Regions from separate parts of the Homo sapiens genome. Here regions 2 and 3 are each linked to region 1. Evidence: chromatin loops called from intact Hi-C (ENCODE). Cell type or tissue: IMR-90. All regions are shown on one strand. Each heading gives the region's core, and the rest is flanking DNA. Links, peaks and the distances in the headings are about the cores only.

Region 1 (8,192 bases), core at 2,125-7,124:
TATAAAGTATTGAAGTCTCCAAGAATCTTTGAGGTCATTCAGTACTTCCTCACAGCCATTGTGGAATTTCCTGTACAACATCTGTGACCAAAGCCCATCCCCATCCTGCCCAAGCTCTCCCAGGACCTAGAGGCTCACAGCCTAGGTCGTCATGATGGATCTCCTCTCCAAGATGTCAACTCTCATTTCTTCCTATGTCTGTCTTCTCCAAGGAAAAGAGCTTCAGTCTTCCCCTTAAATGACTGCACCCTAATCATTTTAATATGGTCAGGATTTGGCAAAGTACCTGCCCTCACCCCAATCACAGGTTTTATTTCACTGCACTGTAAACTTCACTAGTGATGCACAAGAGTACCTTGAGGGCAAAGACCATTTCTTATTGATCATTGCCAATATTCACAAGGTCTGGAGTACTAGTGGCTACATGATGGACATTCACTAAATTACTTCTGAAAGAATAACTAAAATGACAACCATATTGTCTGGTTTCCAAATCATCCAACTCATCTTTCTCTGGACGTGTGACTGACTTAGAAAACTATGAAATCCAGAACCCAATACAGGCAACCTCAACTTCCGTGTGTGTGTGTGTGTGTGTGTGTGTCTACACAAGAGAGAAGGACTACCCTCCTCTGGGGCCAATGTATTTTCCTTCTTTGCTCCCTCATATACTCTTGGGCAGCAGCAGTCTCTTATGAATCTTCAAGCTTATCTCTACTTTCTCAGTATTTATAGGGTAAATTTTCCCAAAGATGAAAAGGAGAAGCCAGAACACAGGGAAAACCATCGCGGTCACTCCTCTGGTTCCTTCTACCACTGCCCCAGCTCAAAGCTCTGCTGCGATGCAGATCATGTTTTTCCCAGAAAATGTAAACTTCTTAAGAAAACTGACTATCTTCTACAACTCCAGCACAGTGCTAGGCATACAACTAATTTCTGCAAGACAGTGTAGAAGCTAAGAATGGGCTCTGCAGCCAGTCACCCTGAGCTTGAATCTTAACTCCATCACTGTCAGTTCTGTGACAGTGGTAAGTACCAAACCTCTCGACGCTTCTGCCTCCTTATTTGTGAAACGGAGATAGTGATGTTATCTACAACACAGGTATGCAAATACCTACAATACATGCAAAATACCTGGTATGTAACATGCTATGTAGTATACGCAAGAAGCATTAGCTGTCATAATAATTTAATACATATTTATTGAGCTAATTATGGGTAAACGCAAAATTACAACATAAGACAGTCTTGTGCTAGGTACTTTTTCATACTCATTGAAAGCATTTACAGAGCCTTCTCTGTGCTAACTGCTGAGGGCACAAAGATGAGTAGCACTTGGGGAGATGATGTCACTTAGGAAGGTATTCTTTTCTCACTTTTTCCCTATTACATTTGATATTGTAAGGTGTCTCTGATGAGGTGTTAGCAGGTATCAAATCTTTAAGCATGTCTCCTAATCCTTTTGGACCTCAGTTTCCTCAACTGCAAAGCCAGGCGGTTTGGCTACTTGATCATCTAGCTTTAACATTGTATAACTTTATGATCATGGAGATTTGTTTGTAAAAAAAAAAAAAATTGCACTTCTGTTTCAGGGGTTTTTCTTCCACTCTTCTTCTCATGGACTAGGAAACCTGGGGACTTATTTTTGAGGTCACAAAAGAGGAAAAACCGAGACTCCTCAACCCAGACCCAACCACTGGCTTTGATGACATCAGGAAAGAGGGAGGAATGTTCTCTTCAGACTTGGGAAGCTGGCAGGCGACTCTCCTGGAGGCTGGTGTGCTTGAGGTCTCTGAGGGGGGCCCAGTCGCAGCCCCTATAGACCAGGATAGAACAATGAGATGTTTTCATGCCAGGACCTACAGAAGGAACCATTCATCTCTTGCTGCTTCAGGCAATAGTCCAGCTTCTCTTGGCAGGGAGCAAATCTATGCCAAGATTCACTGAGGTTTTGGTGGTCAACTGGATGGCAGCAGACCCTCTCTTTCTTCCTGGGTCCATTGAACAAATAAAAAAATTAATAGTTGATCAAAGTTGAGCCATTTCCAGGCTCCTGAGGCATTTCAATGATCATTATAGTATTATATCATTGAATAAGTTTTCAAGTACAGTGCATTAGGTAGGAGGTGGGGGAAGAACTTAAAAGGAACAGCTCTGAGGAGCTGCTTCATCTCGGGCCAGATGGGAATGGACTGGGATGTGGGTTCTCTAGACACCAACATCGACAACAAGGAGCTCTCAAGCACACAGATGCCTCCGCCCCCTATCAGTTGCACAGGGTTTCTCGCTAAAGCAGTTTAGAAAAACAATTTAGACATCTGAAGAATAAAACTCTAAGGGTATAGGGCTCCGTGACTTCTTGCCAGAGCCAAGAAGAAGCTGGCTCTCGACCTCACCTGCCATCACCATTCAAGGCAGACAGAGCCTTCAAAGTGCTTAAAAGAGATGAGTCAGAAGTCCAAATTCCCTTGCTCTCTCTCAGTTTTCATCAGCACCACAAGAATAGGCTGGAATTTTACTAAACGACTGAACACACACATTGCTAACAATGGATTCGTTACAGACTGTCCAGGGAAAACAGGAGAGAAAAAAATGAATGGCAGTGTAACCCCAGTTTCATATCATGGCAACCCTGTACAAACAACTCTCAGCGCAACCACATGCCAGTTCTCATCTTCACCTCCCAGACCCAGGTAGTCCTCAAGAGACAAAGCTCAGGAGCTAATCTCAGCATCTGATGGCAACAAAATTACCATTAAGCCTCTTGCCAGTGGGGCCAGCACTCACCAGGAAAAACTTACTCTGTTAGATAAAAACCCACTGCTGGGCGTGGTGGCTCACGCCTGTAATCCCGGCACTTTGGGAGGCCAAGGCGGGTGGATCACCTAAGGTCAGGAGTTCGAGACCAGCCTGGTCAACATGGCAAAACCCTGTCTCAACTAAAAATACAAAAATTAGCCAGGCTTGGTGTCAGTTGCCTGTAATCCCAGCTACTTGGGAGGCTGAAGCGGAAGAATCACTTGAACCTGGGAGGTGGAGGTTGCAGTGAGCCAAGATTGCACCATTGCACTCCAGCCTGGACAACGAGAGGAAAAAAAAAAAAAAACTCACAACTTGCTTGAAAGGGATAATTCATTCTCCCTACCTTTACCCCAAATATGCATGTATACATGCCATGTTTTCTGAAAAGGAATGATGTTTGTTATTTCTCTATTGGTGGAGATAAGCCTTGTTCTGGCATTCCTGGCAAATGCTCAGGAAACAATGTCCTGGTTGTTTTTTAAAGGAGAGACTACTTCAGAAGGACTTGGGGAGAGAGATCTTTTGTACGATTTCTCTTGGAAGATGGGGATGGAGGCTGCAGCAAGGCAGACTTTCAGAGAGAAGAGTATGGCACAAACCCCGCATGGGAAAGACCAACTCCTCATCCTGTGCATCATTTGTACCTTCAGCCCGGTCAGGCCCAGAAAGACTGCATATCCAGTGCAAGCTGGTGGAGATGCAGCCTTTGGTTTCATAAAGCACAGGGTGTTTTGCTCATTCATATTTGGGGGCAAGAGCTTGTGCATTTTTTGGCAGCCATAAACCTTGCCATATGCTGATAGAGAGAGTGAGGGTTGAATTAACACGCTGCCTCATCTTTTGGTGGATCACAGCTGAGTCATATCCATTTTGACACTCAGAGAATATAAATAGAAAGATTTTGGGGACAGAAATGAGAAATCTATACATCTTGGACTTTTTCAAGTTCTTCTGGCTAGCATGTGCTGTTTTCCTTAGCAGACTTGCCCATGATGAAACAAAGTCAGAGAAAGAACAGCCTTTGCTCAAACTTTTGAATGTCTTTGATACATTAGATTGGAAAAGACTGTTTGAAAGATAGGGAACAAATATGTTTTATTTCATTGAACTATGTGTGTGTCCTGAGCCAGTAGTGGCAAGAAGGGGGAGAAGCCTATGGATGATGCACGTAAGATTAAAATCCTGCAGGGTTTTTCCCCATCCTGGTGCCTTCACAACCTCAAGTATGGGGAAGCCAGAGTCATGCAGTGATTTATGCACCAGGAATCCAAGCTCAGAAAGCATGCAGGCATAAGGCCAGGCACTGGTGATTTCTGCTATTTTGCACTCCATGGTTTCTTGAGAAAATGGTACGTCACTCTGTTTGTTTTCTTGCTGTTCTTCTGAGGTGGAATGGAACATAAAGCTTCAACATGTTTTGTACCAAAATGGTTATACTAAAGAGGTCTGGCATATAGTTATCCTAAAGGGGGCTGCCCAAGAGGAGGAAGAAGTGACCAGCAATGTCTCATTAGCAGCCATAGACCTGGGAGACTCAACATGTCAAATATGTCAACAAACATTTCCTGAGTAGTCACTAGAATAGCATCCATTTAAAAGGCATAGTTTCTGCCCTGAGGAGCTTATAATATGTGGGGAGCAGGGTAAGAGATAAATACTTAATAAGCAGAAGATAGTAAAACTAAAGACAAGCAAGGCAGAGGCTTTCTAGAAGTTTGCTAGAATAGAAGTAGAGATAGGAAAACTCACAAGGCCATTTAGACTCAAGAGTAGCCTTCCCTCTGGAGGTCTAATTTAATTAGCACTATCACTGGGCAATTACTAAAATTATTCATCAAGGGATGGAATTTAAAACCTTCGAAAAAAGAGGGGTGGGAGTACATGTGTATATGTGAGAGAAAGAGAATGAGAGAAGAGAAAGGAAAGGAGAGAAGAGAAAGAGAAAGGAGGAGGGAAGATTAGGGAGGCAAAGAAAGGACAAGAGAGAGCGGAGGAGGGGAGAAGGGATCCCTAACCTAGATTGAATCCCCCAATGCTCAAAACCACTGAGCACTTTCTACTCTCAGAATTGTTAAAGTCACTGTCATCCACAAATGCTTTTAAGATTTTGAAATATATGAGAAACATTTAATGTGCTTCACAGAATAAGCTAGATAAAAACGGTCCTTACACTGCAACTGCTGGCACTCCCCTGGGCTGTCTGATGGTACGAAGTTTTGAGCACACACACGGATGATAACAAGCCTGTAAGGCTTGTCAAGAAACTTGACTTTTCAGGTGTTTGAATAAAGAAGACAGCATATTTTTGTATTCATCTCGGTTAACAGATATAAAAGATTAATTATGTCATTAAGTAGTATATAATTTTCAAGCACATTTAATGTCACTGCATATTTACAGTAATTTTCAAAGGAATTTTGCATCATTATATTATTCCCACAACAAGATTTTTTAAATGTTTTTCTGAAATTCTATAGTTCTAAGAAGAGCTCTATGTACCTTCTTGGAGCTTCATCCCAACGTCAATTTAGGAAGAAGCGTAGCTAATGTTAAAACTCTACACGCATGGGTTTACATTTAGACACCTGCATTCTCTCTGTCCATCTGTCTCTCCCTCTCTTTCACAGATTTGAGACACAGGAACTAAAACTGGACCAAGGCTCCTAGTAAGGATCACAGAATAGAAGTATTTTGGTTCAATTCCCCTCCCAAAAGACATATAAAAGTTTAAAAGAATGGAAAATTAAAAAATTTACAATCCCACCTTCTTTAGTGAAAGTAGGATACAGCCACAACTCTCAACCTCAGTTTCTGAGGATTGGATGCTAAGCAGAGTGAAAGTGGGACCTAACTGAGGGAAGGCATAAGAATAGCCACAAGCCTCTATAGATTTCTGGTAGGATATGGAGTTCTCCAAAAGGGGTGGCCCAGCAATTGCCTGATAGAAGTGTCAGGGCCTGGAACTGTGGGCAGGGCCCGAAAGCCTCCCTGTGTCCAGTTCCAGGTTGTGGAGCATTTGGCAAGGCTGCCTGATACTTAGCATACAATGTGTCCATATAACAGAGAGGAGGTCCCGCCCTCTGGCTGCAGAAGGAGCACCAGTGGAGGTTGGGTTTATAGCAGTGACTCCATGCCTGCTGGTAAACAGTTCTCAGCCAAAGATGATTCCACATCCCAAGGAGGCATTTGGCAATATCTGAAGATATTTTTATTTGCCACAACAGGTATCAAGTGGGTAAAGGCATAGAGGCCAAAGATGTTCTAAACATCTAAAAGTTGCAGAACTTTCCCTTGGATTATACAGCCCCAAATCTTAATAGTGCCAGGGTTAGGAAGCTCTCTGATCTTGGACAAATCTCTTAACTTTTCTTAGCCTTAATGTCCTACTCTGAAGAATGGGACTAATAAATAGCTTCTTGATTGAGTTGTTAGGCTGATTAATTCAGACACATGATTTATATGAAGCAATATTTTGCACAGTGCTTGACACGTTGTAAGTATTCAATAAATGTTGGCAACTATTGCTTCTCTCTCTCTCTCTCCTCTTCTCTCTCTCTCTCTTTAAGCAAGTATAAGTACATTTGCTTGGCTCTATGTCCTATAGCCCATCCTTGACACTATTCTGCCTTCACAAACACCTTTAGCAGAATTCTCAGTTCTCCAGCACTTTCTAAGGGTAGCCTACCTCACTGGTGACAATTCTTTGAGAAATGTGCTAAACGTGTGCAGTTAGGACAAGGGAAGTTGGATTCAACTGATTGGTCCAGCACACTACTCTGATTTTTGGAATAAAGATCATAACCCACCATTCCAGCTTTACATAACCAAACCAGAATAAAACCCAGGCCAGCTAAACCCTTGGATAATTAATTGTTCTTGGGTATGTTTCTGGATCATTGAAAATTTGAATGTGTAAGCACCAACATTTCTATTTTAAACATTTGTAGAAAATATTCCTAAGATGAATTATAAATTTCTCTGTATTTTTAACGAGTATATTCAACAGTTTAAGCTTTCCTTCATGACTCAAGATCATTACTACTAACATCAATTATTACACATGCTTTACCACAGTGGTGGCCTCAGGATCTGCTGAAGTTTGTTAGCTCTTTATCCACATGCTAAATAGATCAAGGGCGCTGCGCTTTCTTATCTTTTGTTTACACTAATTAACAAGGGTTTGTTTTCCTGCTGAATTCTTTGTTTTAACATTTCTAACTGGCTGTTCTTCATACATTAGCATAATGCCAAGGGTGGATCCGAAATTTTAGGGAACTGAAGCTCAGACAATTGTTGGTTGTTGGGAGGAGGGACTCTTAAAAAAAAATACAAAATTACAAATACAAAATTAGATACCAAATTGGACAGTGGGCATATTCCTGGAAGACATTCCTACTCTGGTTACGCTAGCAATAATTTAATAATACACAGAAGTAACTATAAAATATACATATATATTCCAACAAACCCTAATTGACTTCTACTTAGCTAGAGCTCAAAAAACGCCTACAGCCTCTTCAATGCCATCTGACATGAGGTGATGTGTGCTGGAGGGCAAGTCAGAGTGGCAGCAGGCAGTCTGAACCAATTGTGGTTAAGATATCTTACCTTTGGAAATTTTACAAAACCGTGTGACCTAGTGAACACGTTAGTGGGTCACTTACTGTGGACCTGCCTTCCTAATAGTCTGATGCAGTATTACTCTCTTCTGAACTAAAAACCCAAAGCCAACCTTGACAGAGTTTTACATGAATTAAGAAAGAAAAGGCTCAGAATAAAGACTGACGTACCTACTTGGAATAAAGCAAAGAGCCTTGCATGCATAGAGTTTGAGACATATGCATAAAATGTCTCTTTGGCTTATCTCTTATTTCTAGCTGTGCTTCACCAGGTGAGGAAAAATGAGCCAATCTCTTAGAGTCATTCTTTCCCCCAAAAAATCTTTATGTTCTTTCACTGGAGCAAGATTCCTGATTCCTATACAGTGATGTATTTACTAAACAGAGACCTATACAGAAATTACATACTATCCATCTACATAGGTTGTTACACTTTTGCCTGTTGGTGGGATAGTTCCATTTATCAAGTTTTATACATCAAAAAGCTTTGAATTTCACCAGATTGTCCATTAATTCTCCTCTGAAAAAGTGGCATTTAATTTCAGCTATTATACTTTAACAACATTAAAAAGCTTCCGCATTACGCTTCTTCTCTGCAAAATGGCATTGAGCAGACAGAGCTGAGTCCATTACCCCACCCAGATTTATATAGTCATATTTGAACAACTTTACACCAGAGAGCTGGGACAGTTACTCCTAATTAACACAGACTTCTTACTCTGAGAGCCCATCTTCTTGGCCACATTTTACATAGCCAGTGAAGACATGCCA
Region 2 (8,192 bases), core at 1,017-6,016, 110 kb before region 1:
GCCATGTTGGCCAGGCTGGTCTCAAACTCCTGACCTCAGGTGATCTGCCACCTTAGCCTTCCAAAGTGCTAGGATTACAGGTGTGAGCCATCGTGCCCGGCCTCATTTAATTTTTAAAAAGGTATTTATTAAAAAATGAAAATTGTATATATTAATGGTTTACAACATTTTTTTAAGGAATTCAATAATTTATTGAGAATAAAAGACAACTATACAATTGTAAACAAATTATTAACAAAAAATCATCTTTGTATCTTTCGGTATCTTCATGAAAACTTCAAATAATAATCATACTTTCCTTACCAATTGTCTTTTTTTTTTAACTTTTATTTTAGTTCAGGGGTACACACATGCAGGTTTGTTATATAGGTAAGTTGTGTGTCACAGGGGTTTGGTGTACAAATTATTTTGTCACCTAGGTAGTAAGCCTAGTACCCAAAAGGTAGTTTTTCCAACCTCACCCTCCTCCCTCTCTCGACCTTCAAGTAGGTCCCGGTGTCTGTTGTTCCCTTCTTTGTGTCCCAACATGGTATTTTGATATACGAATACACTGGGGAATGGCTAAATCAAACTAATTAATATATCTATTACCTCACATATTTATTTTGTTTTGTGATGAGAACATTTAAAATCTATTCTCTTAGCAATTTTCAAGTATACAATACATTGTTACTAATTCTAGTAACCGTGTTGTACAGATGTCCTGAATTTATGTTTCCTGTCTAACTGAAATTGTGTATCATTTGAAGAACATTTTCCAACCCCTCTCCCTGGCTCCCCCTACCATCACCCTGCCCTAGCCTTGCCCTAGCCCCTGATAACCACTATCCCACTAGTTGAGTTTGACTGTTTTAGATTCTACAAAGAGGTGAGATCATGCTGTATTTGGCTTTCTGTGCCTGGCTTATACCACTTAGCATAATGTCTTCCAGGTTCATCCATGTCATTGAAAGTGACAGGATTTCCTTCTTCTCTTTAAAGGCTGAATAATATTCCTATGTATGTATGTATGTATGTGTGTATATATATATATATATATATATGTCACATTTTCTCATCCATTGATGGACACCTAGGTTGATTACATATCTTGGCTATTGTGGATAATGCTTCATTTGCTCATTTCCTTCCTTCCTTCTTTCCTTTCTTCCTTCTTCTTTTCCTCTTTTCAGACAGGGTCTCACTATGTTGCCCAGGCTAAACTCACATTCTAGGGCTCAAGCAATCCTCCCCGCTCAGCCTCAGAATAGCTGGGATTATAGGCACATACCACCATGCCCAGTTTATTACTTTCTTATAGCCTGCAAAGCATCGTGATAAGTGTCAGGAAAAAATAATATGGTTCCTCAAAAAGTAAAATTTGTGAGTCTGGAAAAGCAGGCATCTTGGGTTTAGAATAAAGGTCAGAGATTTAGATCTGGATTTGGAAGCCACTTGAATAAAGTTTTGGTTGAAGCTATGGATTATGGTGGAAGGGGTAGAGAAGGAGACAGGGGCAGCTCGGGAAAGAACTAGGTGGTGAGCTCACTCTTCAATGATGGATAAGGCTAATATTACTATATTGCAGATAGGATGTACATTAATCCTCCTAAAAACTAGAATGGACTACGAATTGGAAAGTTTAGACATAATAACGGACTAAATCTCCTTTGGAACAGAAACTTTGCCTAAGGCCAATACCCCTGTCGCCTCCCTCCCCACCACCAGGGACTCCATCTAAATGCATAATTAGATAAAAAGGAAGAGTTGCTGAGGAAGACAAACTTGACTGAGCCTCAGTCTTGTAAAGCAATTAAGTAAATGTCACCACAGAGCGGATTTTAGCACTTAAGGTTTGACTCTGATGATTAAGGCTCTCACCTACTCACAATGTGAAATTCTACAAAGTAAACTGGGGCTATGAAATGTTTTGACACTTGTTAAGAAGAAATACCTTCTAATTATTCAGTGATTGATATGAAAAATGAATACAGTGCATTCAAATATGTAATTTATAGTACATTAAAATACAGAAATCTGAGAGAACAAAAGTGTCTGATTTTACCATTGATGTCTGTGGGTAGAAAGGAAGCAGTAATCAAGATGGCACATTCTGACTATTCTGTGATTCCAGTCTAAGCCTTCAGTTAAGTCCTAGGAACAGCAGAGGTGTACCTTGTTTAACTAATTCACCAAAATGTGTTGATGCAAGGCCCTTTGGCAGTTGCATGGGAAACACAAAGGCCATCAATACTTAGCCCTAGTTTTGAAGGAGATTATGAGTAGCTGAGGTAGGTACAAATGACTACCTCAGAAGGCAAAAGGTGATTATAAAGTGCCTCTGCATATCTCTTGTTCCAACTTTTGAACAAATCATCCAAAGAATTTGGACCTTACATAGGAAGTAAGCAGTACCCAACATGTAATTAACAGCAACTTCAACAGTAGTATTTTTTTCTTTAACGTATCACTACTACTTATCAGATAACTTTTTTTTTTTTTTTTTTGAGTCAGAATTTTGCTCTTGTTGCCCAGGCTGGAGTGCAATGGCACAATCTCTGCTCACCGCAATCTCTGCCTCCCAAGTTCAAGCGATTCTCCTGCCTCAGCCTCCCGAGTAGCTGGGATTACAGACATATGCCACCATGCTCAGCTAATTTTGTGTTTTTAGTAGAGACAAATTTTCTCCATGTTGGTCAGGCTGGTCTCAAACTCCCAAACTCAGGTGATCTGCTCGACTCAGCCTCCCAAAGTGCCGGGATTACAGGCGTAAGCTACCAAGCCTGACCTATGGGGTGCCTTTTTAACCAGGAGCAGACTACATCAGTATGTAATTAAAGCTACAACCTTATAAGTGCTTCCAATTAATTGTCTCCAAAAGCAATTTCTACATAGCCCAATTGTGAAAATCAAAGGTACCTGGCTGAAATATTTCCTGGGACACAGTAGGCAAATTTGTTTTAAATTTGGTACAGACAAACTGAGTTGTATATTTACAATGTGAACTAACTGCTATCACTTGAAACTTAAATTTATCACATTATTTAGACAGACATAATTAGTAGAACTCTTCTTTGGAGGTTGAATGCTCCCGGTGATAGTCATGTATGCATCTAGAAAGCCCAGGAAGTAGACTTCTGCCAGATGACAGCCATCTGGTGGCCCTTTGGTAAAATGATGCCTGTTTTTACATCACTGCCCTTTTAACCAAGAAAGCTACTTGAGACATCTTGAATTGGAGGAAGGGTCCACAATGCATCGAGTAAGTATTTCCTAGTGCAGGCCAGGATGGCTCTTTTAAAAACCAACTTTATGTCTCAGAACAGTTTAGATTTACAGAAAAATTGTGAAAATAGCACAGAGTTCCCATGTACCATGTGCCCAGGTTCTCCTATTATTAACATCTTACATTTTGCGGTATACTTATTAGCACTAAAGAAACAAAATTGATGCAGTGTCAATAACTACAGTCCATACTTTTGTTCCCATTTCTTTAGTTCTCACCTAAGGTCCTCTTTCTGTCTCGGATTCCATTTTGGATGCGAATGGAAATTGGATGTGTCCTTAGACTCCTCGTGGCCGTGGCAGTTTATCAGGCTTTCCTTGCTTTCAGTGACCTGAACAGTCAATTTCGGGAGTACCAGTCGGATATTTTGTAGAATGTCCCTTTATTGGGATTTGTCTGATGTTTTTCTCATGACTAGACTGTGGTCATGGATTCTGGGGAGAAAGTCACAGATTCCACAGATGCCATTTTCATCACATCATATCAAGGATAACATAGCATCAACATGACTTGTCACTGTGCTGGTGATCTTGAGCACCCGGTTGAGGTACTGTTTGTAAGGTTTCCCCACTGTAAAGTTACTCTTTTGCTTCTTCCCAGACTATACTCTTTGGAAGGAAGTTACTATACACAGCCTCAATTAAGGAATTGGGAGTTACATTCCATCTCCTTGAGGCCAGAGTATCTCCACAAAATATGGAATTTTTCTGCTTGGGAGATTTGTCTCTTTTATACTATTTATTTATTCAATCATTTATTTATAACATGGACTCATGGATATTTATTTTGTATTTTGAGATATAATCCAAATGCTTATTTATTTATTTTATTTGTCAAATTGTTCCAGCTTTGGCCATTGGGAGCTCTTTCAGTTGGCTCCTGTGTTCCTTTGAATATAGTCTCATCATTGTAAGTTTTGGCCTTTGTTTTGTTTTAGAACTTGCTTATTTTCTGGCTCTACAGGGTGCCCTAGGTTCATCTTGTATATTTTTTTGCTCCAGCCCTAGAATCATTCGTGTCTCCAAGAATCCCTGGTTCTTTTTATTGGATAATGGCCTTGGAAATCAACACCTGGGCACCAAGTATGCTTGCTGCTAATAAGATATTAGGGTGCTATTTTGATGTTCAAGTACAAGTTTGTTCTCATCTTCCTAGAGATTTTCACAGACCCATTTCTCTTTTCCTACTAAATTCACAGCCTGCCCCTCATCCGCTCGGTAAACTCCACCGTCTTCTCTTAGCTATTCATTATCTGCAACTCCTTCAGGACCAAAGCAGCGTTAGAAAAAGCCACCAGAAAAATGAACTCCTTCAGGAACTTGTGTCTCTTAGAACTGATCAGTAGGTATCCCTAGAGAAAATCTGATCCCTTTCCTACCTCTAGGCAGGTGTTTCAGTTCTGATGCACCTTTTAGCTCCTTTTAGCTGCACAATCAGGTATCTACCCTTTAAGAAAGAGGACCCTTTCTTAATAACCAGAAACTCAGCTCAAAATAAATAATAAGGAAATAAAACAATAAGCAAGTATTCTTATAAATGCTCAATAATAAATATGACTAACTACCCATTTCCCTCATAAAGCATTTTAAATGTAAAAGAAAATGTTCTGAATTTCTTTCCTCTGTTGATCAGGCAGCACAGAATCTGCTGCTTGTGTTTTGATGTACTCTGATCTGGGAACCTGTCTGATTAAAGCTATGTTCCCATCCTGCAGAGTTAAGGGCATTCATTGGAAATAATGTATTTTAATGACCAATGAGCAGATGCTATTATCCTGAAATCACATTTCCCATCACTTGGCTGGGATTTGTCTCTTTTTGACATTTGCGTCCTTTTTAAGATTCAGTAGAGACTTTTAACTCCAACAGAGCTCCAAGAGGAGGTAAATGTGAGGGTTTTAATAATTCAACCTTGGAGATCTCTCTAGAAATCAGGACTTATTCACAATGTATTAAGATCTCTTTCTGATCTGCTTGCCAATTCACTGTGCCAGGTCACAGGTATTGGCAGTCTCCCCTATTTGAACTGACATTACCTACTGGAATCACCTGGCAGACTGCCAGCTTGGGACTTCTTGCATCCACTTACGACTTCCTGCAGGAGCCACTGAGAACCTAGATCTGGCTCATGAGAGCAACGTGTCGCACCCTTGAGGAAGGCAGACCCAGCCAGTCTTCTGAAGCAGTCTTCCACCTGGCATTTGAGTAACTGGGGTCTTTTAGGCAATTTAAACAGTTCCTCAGCTTAACCCAGAGGCTCATTGTTCTCAGGTGGATTTTGTTTTGCTTGCATAGTTTCATATTTTAAATTAAATGAGCTGCCATTATTTCAGAATCAAGAATTTCACATAATTTTTCAAGTTTTTTACTTCTCCTGAAGAAAGAAAACAAGCTGGTGCCATTGGACCCCACCTTGCCACATGAAAGTTCAGTAGTGGCTGCCTTTTGGAAACTAGCACTGGGTGAACGCTGACTCTCCGTCATGCATCGCACTCCAGTTTTGCAGAGTGACTGCAGTGGGTTCCCATCTGCGCCACTTAACCTGTGAAATCATTGCCAGCCCCTAGGGGCATCAGGGTTTGTGCCTACTGGCAGGGAATTCAAAGGCTACTCGTCCCTCTTGTAACTGTTTGTCCAATCCCTAAAAACATTGCACTTAAAGCCCTCAAATTTTAAAGGAAAGATAGTTTTCAGATTTGCAGGCTTAAATTAGTCCAAATAGGATTCAACGCTAAATCACTGTGCGGTTCTAAAATGAAAAGTTATGACAGACAGGTTCACCAACAGATGTTAGTAAAGATCTATCTTAATCTCCCTTTAAATGAGGCTTTTTTTCCATGTGAACTTTTCATAACAATTTATCAACAGATTTACCCCATTTAAAAGAAAATCCAACATTGAAAGCTCAAAATTTACACAAAAATTACATTAGGATATGTTTTCTCATTTATTCTCAAAATATTTATTCATTGTACACTACTATAGGCTAGGCAATGTTCTAGGCATTGATTTGTTTAAACAATAATTTATATTCAGTAGCACAAGGGATAATCAGGTGGAAAAAATATAAGCCATAAAACTCTAAGAACATTAAGACTGTGTGTGTGTTTCTGAAAACATGGAATAGTTAGAGGCCAATGGATCAAATACATACCTATATACTAAAAATATTTTAACATATACTTATATAATAGATGTTAATGCATTTTATATTATATGCATTTATTTGTATATTTGTATAAAATGTATTACATATATTATATATTCATTTATATAAAGTTTTTTTTTCTAAAGAGGTCTCATTTTGTCACCCAGGCTGGAGTGCAGTGGCCTGATCTCTGCTCACTGCAGCCTTGACCTCCTGGGCTCAAGCCATCCTTCCACCTCAGCCCCCCAAGTAGCTGGGACTACAAGCACAAACCATCAGGCCTGGATAAATTTTTCGTATTTTTTGTAAAGACAGGGTTTCACTGTGTTGCTCAGGCTGGTCTTGAACTCCTGAGCTCAAGCAATCTGACCACCTTGGTCTCCCGAAGTGCTAAGATTACAGGCCTGAGCCACTGTGCTGGGTCATATATAAAAATTAAAAGGCTATCCACCAAGGTGACAAATAATTGTTCTCTGTGTATAATAGGATTACAACTGAACTTTTTCTTCCTTTTTACTATCTATATTTAAGTCAATTTTTCTTCTACGATGAACCTATATACTTTATTTTTAAAGAAATAATTTATAAAATTTGTATTTGTGTCAAAAATGCCAAAAGTACTGGAATTTGAAGAGGAAGTGCCCCAAGAATAAACCTTCTGGATTCCGGTGTTTTCAAGTCAGTTTCCAGTGGCAAATAGCACAAGTTTTTTTACTTAGTAGTGGGAGATCCTGGATCTTGAAACATGTGCTGGGTAAATGGAGGATCTAGTGGGTGGTCAGGGATGGACAGAAACTACTGGATGGAAGAAAGTCCACTTGGCAGATAGACCATGATTTCTGACCATGGCATCAAGGGACAAGTGAAGGTCATCCAATAGAACACTTTAAGAAGATCCAACACAGAGAAACAGGGAGTGCCAAACAGTGTGGGTGGTACCCGGGACCAGCAAACGGGGAGGGAATCAAAAGCATTCATTATGCACGTTTTATGTGACAAGTGCTAAAGTATGTGATATTTTTATGCATCATAATGAGGAAACAGGCTCAGAGAGGCAAGGGAAACTAGCAAATGGTGAATGCTGACTCCCTGTCACGCACTGTACAATGTATTTCACAGACATGATGAAAATTGCCAAGATCACACAAGTAGTGAGTAGGAGAGTTACAGTTCAAATCAAGGTTTTCTGATTTCATGGCCAATGCTTCTTCCACTCACTATCCCGCCCTTCCTCTGCCTCTGCACCATGAAACATCATCTCAGGAATCCATTCAAGCTATAAGCATGGCGGGGGGGTCTCCTCCCAAGCTGCCCTCTGATGAGGCTGGCACTGGCAAGGCCTCTCAAGGAGAAGAGCTTCCTGAGGACCCCACAGACACACAGGCACAAATGCCATCTTCATCTAGTGTCAGAGAAGCAGACACAGCCCAATATTTATACAATTTTTGGCTGGCTCTAATTTCCAACAATTCATTGAATGCAATAAAATGAGCCAATGATAAAAAGACATTTGGGAGGCTGAGGTGGGAGAATCACTTGAGCCCAGGGAGGCCAAGGCTGCAGTGAGCCATGATTGCACCCCAGTACTCCAGCCTGGACAACAGAACCAGTAATTGTTTAAACAAAAAATTAAAAAAATAAAAAGACATCATTCCTATTTCCAAAAGAAATGGTGGATTTAGGGATGAGAAAAGAGGACACAGATTGTTACTCCCTGGAGTGAATTTCTTCATGTTGTCATAAGCTCTCAGCATTAGCCAATGTGGCATGAGCAGCATTA
Region 3 (8,192 bases), core at 1,656-6,655, 160 kb before region 1:
AATTTCACCAGTACCACATGGTTAGCATGAAGTTTTGTTTCTTTGAATGTTAATAATATTGGGATAAACATCTCTGTAATTATCTCTGTATATTCTAATATTTTATGAAAGGGAAGAAATATTTTATAAGTGTTAAAAAACTGTTCACCCAAATGCATGAAAGTGAAAAAGAAACAAACACTTTGCTCTAAATCAGTAGTTGACAGGCTTTTCTTGTAAAGGGGCAGGTAGTAAATATTTTAGGCTTTTTGGGCCATACAGTCTCTGTCAAAACTACTCAGCCATGCCATCATAGCACAAAAGCAGCCATAGACAATCCATAAATGAATCAGCATGGCCATGTTTCAACAAAATTTTATTTATAGACCCTGAAATGTGATTCTCATATAATTTTCATGTGTCATAAAATAGTCTTCTTCTTTTGATTATTTTCTAATCATTTAGAAATGTGAAAACTACCTTTAGTCTGTGTGTCATACAAAAGCAAGTGACTGGTCCTTTCTTGCTCCAAATCATCCATTCATCCTTAGAGACATAAGCCTACATCTGTTTCTAGCCACAAAGTTATAGGATTGTGAGAATTCTCTTTCCAACCCTCCCTTCTCCTGGATTTACACACACACATACACGGACATACACTCCTGATTACCCCAAAGTCCTTTCCTAGTAAGCTGGCCACCCTCTCCCAGAGTTCCATATGTTCAAAAATTACTTCTATTTTCTTTAATTCTATTTCTTGGAGCATCTGATTATCTGACTGAATTAATTCACATTAAAGAGTGATTAGTGGGGATCAACTCTCCCTTTGAGAATTTCCATTTAAAAGAACATGTACCAGTGAGGCTAACGGAATGTTGGGGAAAACATTTTTGAGTGGCTGGATACCCAGCTCTTCATTTAGGAAGTTGATTTTGGTATTATAAGGCTTGCCAAGTAGGCTAAGATGACTTATCTACTGGTGCTTACAATCTAATCAGGGAGGCAGAACAACTGTGGTACAAGAAAAAATAAAAATTCAAATCAGAGGCTATTAACTGCCAAGAAAATGATAAAGAAATTAAATGACTAAATTATGATAAGGACAAAAATAATTGCTCAATGTTACCAAGCCTAGGCAGTCAGGGACATTTGTCTGCATGTTGGTAGACATAGGACCTTGCCTTCTTCCTCTCATGGATAATGGCTTCACAATATCCTCAGGGTCTTAAGCCTTTTATCCAGTTGAAGTCACTACTTCATGGTTTTACTTGTGCATAAATGATAAAAAGAAAAATAAAATTTAAACAACTTGAGCTTAGAGGGAGTTCTTGAGCCATTTACTAAATTTCTAGAGATTTGTAAAGCTCCAAACAAAATGCATTCATGAGTCCTTTAGCATATGACTGAACCTGGAAGTTTCACCACTAATTCCAAGGTAACCCTTGGACAGGCAAAGAGAAATAGGGCAATGGAGGGTTGATGTGACAGCATTTCCTGCAAAGGTATCCTCTCACCAGGTAGGCAAAGAAAGATAAGTTACCCAGACTTGAAATTGCAAGAGTCTTTTTTCCTAAAAATCACATCCTACACCCCTGGGGCAGTAAAACCCTTCTCTGAGGTCTCATAGAAAGGTGGTCTCGGGAAACTAAAACAAGCTTTGACCCAGGGGCTGCCAGCCAGCAGGTTTTCTCTTGTGGCAGTGTTTGCTTGCCATTCATCCAACCCTGACCAGAGGCTTCAAAAGCTGGAGCTCAGCTCTACCCAAAGCATAGTGGATGCTGGGGGACAGGTCTGCCCATGAAATGCCAGGAAACCCCAGAGCTAGGAGAGGTAGCTTAAAGGTCAACATCTGGGCATCAGGGTGCTTCTTAAAGCAAGTGGTGAAAAACACATCTTACCTCTATGTTCTAAAAATTGCTGCCCAAAAATCTTTGTCTTTAGTCACCCAATTTTCATTTCAAAGCCAAGTGCTAATAGGATATTAAAATAATATGCATATTACTAACCCAGGCTATGGGCAACTGCTGCTTGCTGCAAGCCCTTGACATTGCCTCCCTGTATCTAACCATGGTTCTGCTTAGTCTGGCTTCCTGCCTTTGGCAATGGCCAGGGTTTGATTGTTCAGAGAAAGGCAAATTGCCTAGTTAATTAAAATCTGTACTTTTAAAAACATTTTTCTCTTATATTGCCAGGCGAAGTTAAATGGGTACAACTTTCTTTTGAAAAGGCCAAAAATAAATTCTGGGCTTAAACATTGTAGATGAAATTGCTGCCTTAAATTCTAAGTTGCAGAAAAATAAAGGCTTATCATGAAAATTGTTATTTAGCTGTAACTGTGGGGGTGTAGGTACAAAGGGATTATTAACCTCCTTTATAAATGGGTATGTCAGGAACTTTGAAGGAAGACCCAGAGTTTAGTGGCCAAATGCCAGTGTGTGTTAAATATTCACAGTGAACTCTTCTCCCTTTGGTAATTGTAATTCTACGTCTGTTTCTAGCCTTTCTCACCTTGGTTATAGCACTCTGCTAGGGTCACATGGATTTCCAAAATCAACTGCAAGGGAGTATTCTGAATTCCTGTTGATAAATAAATTATGTTCCAATTACTGGTGCTTTTCTGAAATGTTACTCAATGAAGGGAAAAAAATTAAGCTCCTGAGCTCAGCATATCTTATTTTGCTATCGACCGTATTTCTGTGTCTGTGTTCAAGTAACTAACTCCTCTTGGCAACTCAAAGGAGAGCTTTAGGTAAACAAGTCAAACTATCTTCTTGTTTATACCTTTTTTGGAGAAAAAGTGAGAGTGCTGTAATTTTAAAAAAATTAGAACAGTAACAATGTCATCTTGAATTTACAAAGTGCAGGAGTTCTCAGATCTGTGATTTCAAGTCTTCCAACAACTCTTTTTGGGTGGGAGTAGTCAGGAGTCTGTGCTGTGGTTGAAGCCCAGGTTGGCCGTCGGGAGCTGAAATAGAGGCCAGGACTCCTGGCTCCCCGTCCAGACTCTGAGGACCCAGGAGCCTCCATGGGTACACTCAGAGGCCACACTAGATGCAAAAAGAACCATTTACAGAGAAGTGAGAGGTTCTCAAAGGTATGTGTTTCAGCATTTAACAAGGAATTTTACCTGGGGGGTGGTATTCATTCAGAACCTGGCTACAAAGCTTGAAGAAAAAAGAGCCAGAACTAAGGAAACCTGTGCCTGCCTTAGAAAGGCAATGAGAAGTCTGTTTGTGTCTTTTGCCCACTTTTTAATGAGGTTAATTGCTTTTTGCTTGTTCAATTGTTTAGGTTTCTCATGAATTCTAGATATTAGACCTTTGCTGGATATATAGCTTGCAAATATTTTCTCCCATTTCATAGGTTGTCTGTTTACTCTGTTGATTGTTTCTTTTGTTGTGCAGAAGTTCTTCAGTTTAATTAGGTCCTATTTGCCAATTTTTGTTTTTGTTGCAATTGCTTTTGAGAACTTAGTCATAAATTCTTTCCCAAGGTCAATGCCCAGAATGGTGTCTCCTAAGTTTTCTTCTGGAATTCTTATACTTTGTGGCCTTATGTTTAAATCTTTAATCCATCTTGAGTTAATTTTTGTATATGGTGAAAGGGAGGGGATCAGTTTCATTCTTCTGCATATGGATAGCTAGCTATCCCAGCACCATTTATTGAATAAGAAGTCCTTTTCCCATTGCTTATTTTTGTCAACTTTGTTGAAGATCAGATGACATATAAGCAGCCAACAAACATAGAAAAAATGCTCAACATCATAATAATCAGAGAAATGCAAAGCAAAACCACAATGAAATACCACCTCACACCAGTCAGAATGGCTATTACTAAAAAAAAAAAAAAAAAAAAAAAAAAAGACAGATACTGGCAAGGCTGCTGAGAAAAGTGAATGCTTATACACTGCTGGTGGGAATGTAAATTAGTCCAGCCACCGTGGAAAGCAGTTTGGAGATTTCTTAAAGAACTTAAAACAGAGCTACATTTGACCCTGTAATACCATTACTGGGTATTTATCCAAAAGAAAATAAATCATTTTACCAAAAAGACACATGCACTTGTATGTTCAGTGCAGCACTATTCACAATAGCAAAGACAGAATTAACCTAGGTGCCCATCAGCAGTGGATTGGATAAAGAAAATGTGTTATATATACACCATGGAATACTACACAGCCATAAGAATAATGAAATAATGTTATTTGAGAAACATGGATGCAACCTAAGTGAAGTAACCCAGAGATAGAAAACCAAATACCACATGTTCTCACTGATAAGTGGGAGCTAAACACTGGGTACTCATGGACATAAAGATGGCGGCAGTAGACCCTGGAGGCCACAAGAATGGGGAGAGAGGGAAGGAGACAAGGGCTGAAAAACTACCTATTGGGTACTGTGCTCACTACCTGGGTGATGGGATCATTCATATCTCAAACCTTAGCATCACACAATATGCCTACTTAACAAACTTGTACATGTACCCCATGAATCTAAACTAAAAGTTAAAATTATTTTAGAAAGAAGAAAGGCAATGACATGCAACAATAAGCAGTCAGACTGATATTCACCCCATACCCTGACAACTCCCTTCATTTATTCTCAATCACACTTGGGGTGCTTCTGCAGGAAGGGAATGGAGGAGGTTTGGCTCTTGGGACCACTTTCTGTGTCTGTGATTATAGATTATAATGTTAATTTCTGGTTTGGTTTTTTGGGGGCTAGGGGGAGAAATTAGTTTTCTTTAATTTTTTCTCCTCTCTGGAGCAAAGCTGTTTTTCTCTCATTCTTTTTAAATAATTTCATTGTCAATGAAAACACAAAAGACAGTTGAAAGCAATTCAAAATAGGGAATTTTCCACTGGGGAGAAATCAGGGAATAGCATAAAATGGCTTCTTGCCCTTTTCTTCAAATTCCATATTCATATTAACAGCAAAAATGGATGGTTGGGGGGCAGCCGTCTGCATCTGTTTTGAATCATCCTTGTTTCCAGGCCTCAGTCTCTTCCCACACTTCTCCAAACTGTCATCAGGTTTAATGGCAAGGCAGCCTTGGGCGCTGCACTCCACCCTCAGAGACCAGTCAGAACTCTCAGTGGCCCTGAGTGCTAGACCTTGGAATTGGAACCATCTTAGAGATCATCTGGTCTTGGAATTTCTTTACCCCCTTCTTTAATAACTTGGATTGAACATTTATAGAACACTTACTATGCACCAAGGAATGTTTTAAGTAGTTTGTATATATTAGCTCATTCATTCATCACACAGCCCTATCAAGTAGGCACCATTATCCCCACTTACAGATGAAAAACTGGGGCACAGAGAAGCTGAGTCATTGACCAGGATGGCCTTCTACAGGGTGGCAGAGCTGCCTTTCCTCGTTACACATTCTGCATTCCAGCCAAACGTGCTGTAGGCTCTAGGTCTCCATCTTAGGCCTCTGCTCACTCCTGTTCCTTTTGCCTGGAAAGCCTCCACATCTGGTCCCTCCCCTAAACTCTGCATTGTCCAAATCCTATATAGCCTTCAAAATGAAGGGCGGATGCTGTCTCCTCCAGGGAGCGACTCCTAATTGCCTTTAGCTAGGGTCAATCTCCTTATGCTGAAATAGCGAAGTACTTCCATTGTACTGTGTGGCATGTGCCATATTCTGCCCTGCATTCTAGTTATGTATGCATATATTTCATTTTTTTAAACATAAGATAAGCTCTCTATGGTAGAATGCATGTGTGATGATCTCCCAGCTCCCATATCACCTAGTGCATTCTGTGGCACACATTAGATAATGTCTGTTGCTGTATTTACCACATGGTACAAAAAATGTGTGAATGATTATGCACATCATAGGTAACATTGCTTCATGAGCAAATGCCCTCTTTGACACATTGCAATCAGGCTCCTATAAAATTGCATATTTATAAAATGAATATTTACATGTGTTAGTTAAATGCGATGCAGTTTTTCCTAAGTGGGGAGGCATCTGTGTGATGTATAAACTTGCAACAACAGAGCAGCAGATCTGAGGACCCCACGTATACATGCGGGGTGCTGTCTGCCTTGGATGAGCTGGTCATTGCATGGCTTCTCTGAATGCTCTTGTGTGAAAGACAGCTTTTCTCTTGAGTCTCTACACTATCATTGCTCTTTCTGGGCCCATGAACTTTTGAACCAGGCGGTGGGGCTCTGCTCAGAGTAACTCTCACCCACCAATGTGTCCACATTGCAAGTGGTATTCACAGGCCACAGAAGCGTCACTGCTTAACCATGAGCCTTGAGACTCAGCCACAGCTCAGGCCACCACCCTCAGGATGCAAAACACTTCCTCCCATACATAAAGCTACACAAAGTCATTATTGATGACACTCAGCCACATGGGTAAACTTACGAAGGAGTACACTTTTTCTAATTTTCATGTAAGTATCAGAGAAACAATCAGGCAGAGAGAGCAATGAACACAAAATATTTTGATATGATCATTTGACAGGGTCTTAGATAGTAGGTATCAGCTTATAATAGAATTTAAATCACCTCCCAACCTCAGGCTTACACGGTTCACAGTGCAATACTCCCTGAAATCAGTAATGTGAGGGTGCTTGATTCTGGCTACGTATCAGATTTCCTGTGGAATTTCACACATACCCATACACACACACACACACACACACACACACACCAGGCTCTCCTCTTGGAAATTCCACAATTCCAAAAAACTGCATAGTTCATTCTGATGTGAAGCATGGGTTGAGAATTACTGTGACCAAATGAGACACAAAAATAATAGGTCACTCAGTCCCAGGCTGTGTCTTTTGCTGTTGCTGCTTTTTAATCAAAAAGGCTAGAGAGGCATCTCAGTGGGAACATTAGTTCTGCAAGTGACAAGACTTATAATATTTCATAACTATAGAAAACAGCGGGTGGCTATGATTTCAACAGCAGAAGTAAAACATTTTTCCATAAGCACAAACCAAAATATGTAAAACCCTACATACCCCAAAGAAGAGGAAAAATAAATTCAAGATTGTGAAACTTATATTCTGTTTACATTAGAATACCATTAATTAATTATCGACAATAGTTTAGTTTTAAAATAAAACCAGAATGGAGAAGACTCATTATTGCCTGAGACTCTAAGGAAGGCAAACTGTTGTTTACTGAAAAATTTCATGAACCATAGTCTATAGCCATATGGAAAAGCTAGTACATTATATTTTACAGCATGTAATTGATCTACAATATTATCTTCAATTCATCCTCATTAATTGGCTTTTCCATGAAACAGAAGGGCTTCCCCTTGCCATCTTTGATTTGGCAGATGTGGCTGGATTTCATGCTGTCAGGGTTCACCCTATGTACTCCCCTATAAATGTTCTTTTTCTTTCTGACACTTCACTCACTCCAGAGATGAGCCTTCACACTGTTAACAATACTTTCATATCCCTGTCTGCCCTGGAAGTAGATTTTGGTCTCTACCTTTCCAACATAATCAAAGTTTACCAGTCCCATGTTCCTTGATTTCAGAGTATCCTGTTTCCCAGACTCTGTTAAGGAAATGCTAAAGTGTTTTGTAGAATAATCTGAGAAAATGGGATCTAATAACAAAATACATCATATTTCCAGGGTACAGATTTGAGTTCAAAGGGATCTTCTGTCAATAATGCCTTAGCCTAAAAGTGGTACTCTGAAAGTCAGAATTCCAGGCACTCAGAGTTAGGGGACTGATGCAGCTTTGGCAAGACGGGTCGCTCTCAAATCACATTGCTTAAGCATCTACTTAGTCCACCTATTCCAAGAGTTTTGGCTCATTGGTCCATGTGGTCTCCTAGCACAGAACGGGATGAGAACTACAGGCTCCCTCCTTTGGTGTCTAGCACAATCCAGGACTCCCTACCCCTTCCGTTGAGGCTGAGTATCCAGGGTTAACCCAACAGCTCATCATTCTTTATTTCTCTTCTATGCAAGTTCTGATAATTTTCCTGAAGGCACCATCTCCAAAGGAAGGAACGAATATCCAAAGCAGCCAATTTTGCTCTTGCTTAACAATTCTGGCCAGAGTCTTGCCACCGGTAAATAACAGGGACTCTTCCTGCTTTATTTCCCATTTCCAAGCACAGTGGGGAGTTGGGTCCCTGGGGTGGACAAGGGTTAACCCATGTACTCATGGCCGGGTGTGGTGGCTCATGCCTGTAATCCCAGCACTTTGGGAGGCCAAGGCAG

The links. Hi-C counts contacts between places; a loop is a spot of excess contacts. Peaks named below come from ENCODE experiments on the same cell type or tissue, not always from the same donor. Only the 100,000 strongest peaks of a DNase experiment are listed, where the experiment ranks them.
Region 2: a loop joins it to region 1, with 4 times the contacts of the local background. A loop is called at or near these places in 6 of 110 quality-filtered maps.
Region 3: it touches region 1 in a loop (2.0-fold over the local background); 2 of 110 quality-filtered maps call a loop at or near these places.

What each region holds. Positions count from the first base shown.
Region 1 is chr14:51,438,858-51,447,049 of GRCh38, reverse strand. It overlaps a transcript of FRMD6 not described here and the pseudogene SETP2. Among named protein-coding and RNA genes, the nearest start is that of LINC02310, 46 kb to the right of the region's middle. In IMR-90, for the core only: no CTCF peak of the experiment used is centred there; DNase peaks (open chromatin) are centred at 3,709 and 4,049; H3K27ac peaks cover 2,638 bases.
Region 2 is chr14:51,550,097-51,558,288 of GRCh38, reverse strand. The region is part of intron 2 of FRMD6-AS2 (FRMD6 antisense RNA 2); the gene reads left to right. It also overlaps a transcript of FRMD6 not described here. Among named protein-coding and RNA genes, the nearest start is that of FRMD6-AS2, 46 kb to the left of the region's middle. In IMR-90, for the core only: a CTCF peak has its summit at 3,144 (motif pointing left); DNase peaks (open chromatin) are centred at 3,138 and 3,748; H3K4me3 peaks cover 716 bases; H3K27ac peaks cover 1,327 bases.
Region 3 is chr14:51,594,708-51,602,899 of GRCh38, reverse strand. FRMD6-AS2 (FRMD6 antisense RNA 2) reads left to right here and starts at 2,948. Exons shown (of 3, transcript NR_051990.1): 1 at 2,948-3,073. It also overlaps a transcript of FRMD6 not described here. In IMR-90, for the core only: no CTCF peak of the experiment used is centred there; DNase peaks (open chromatin) are centred at 3,749 and 5,129; H3K27ac peaks cover 570 bases.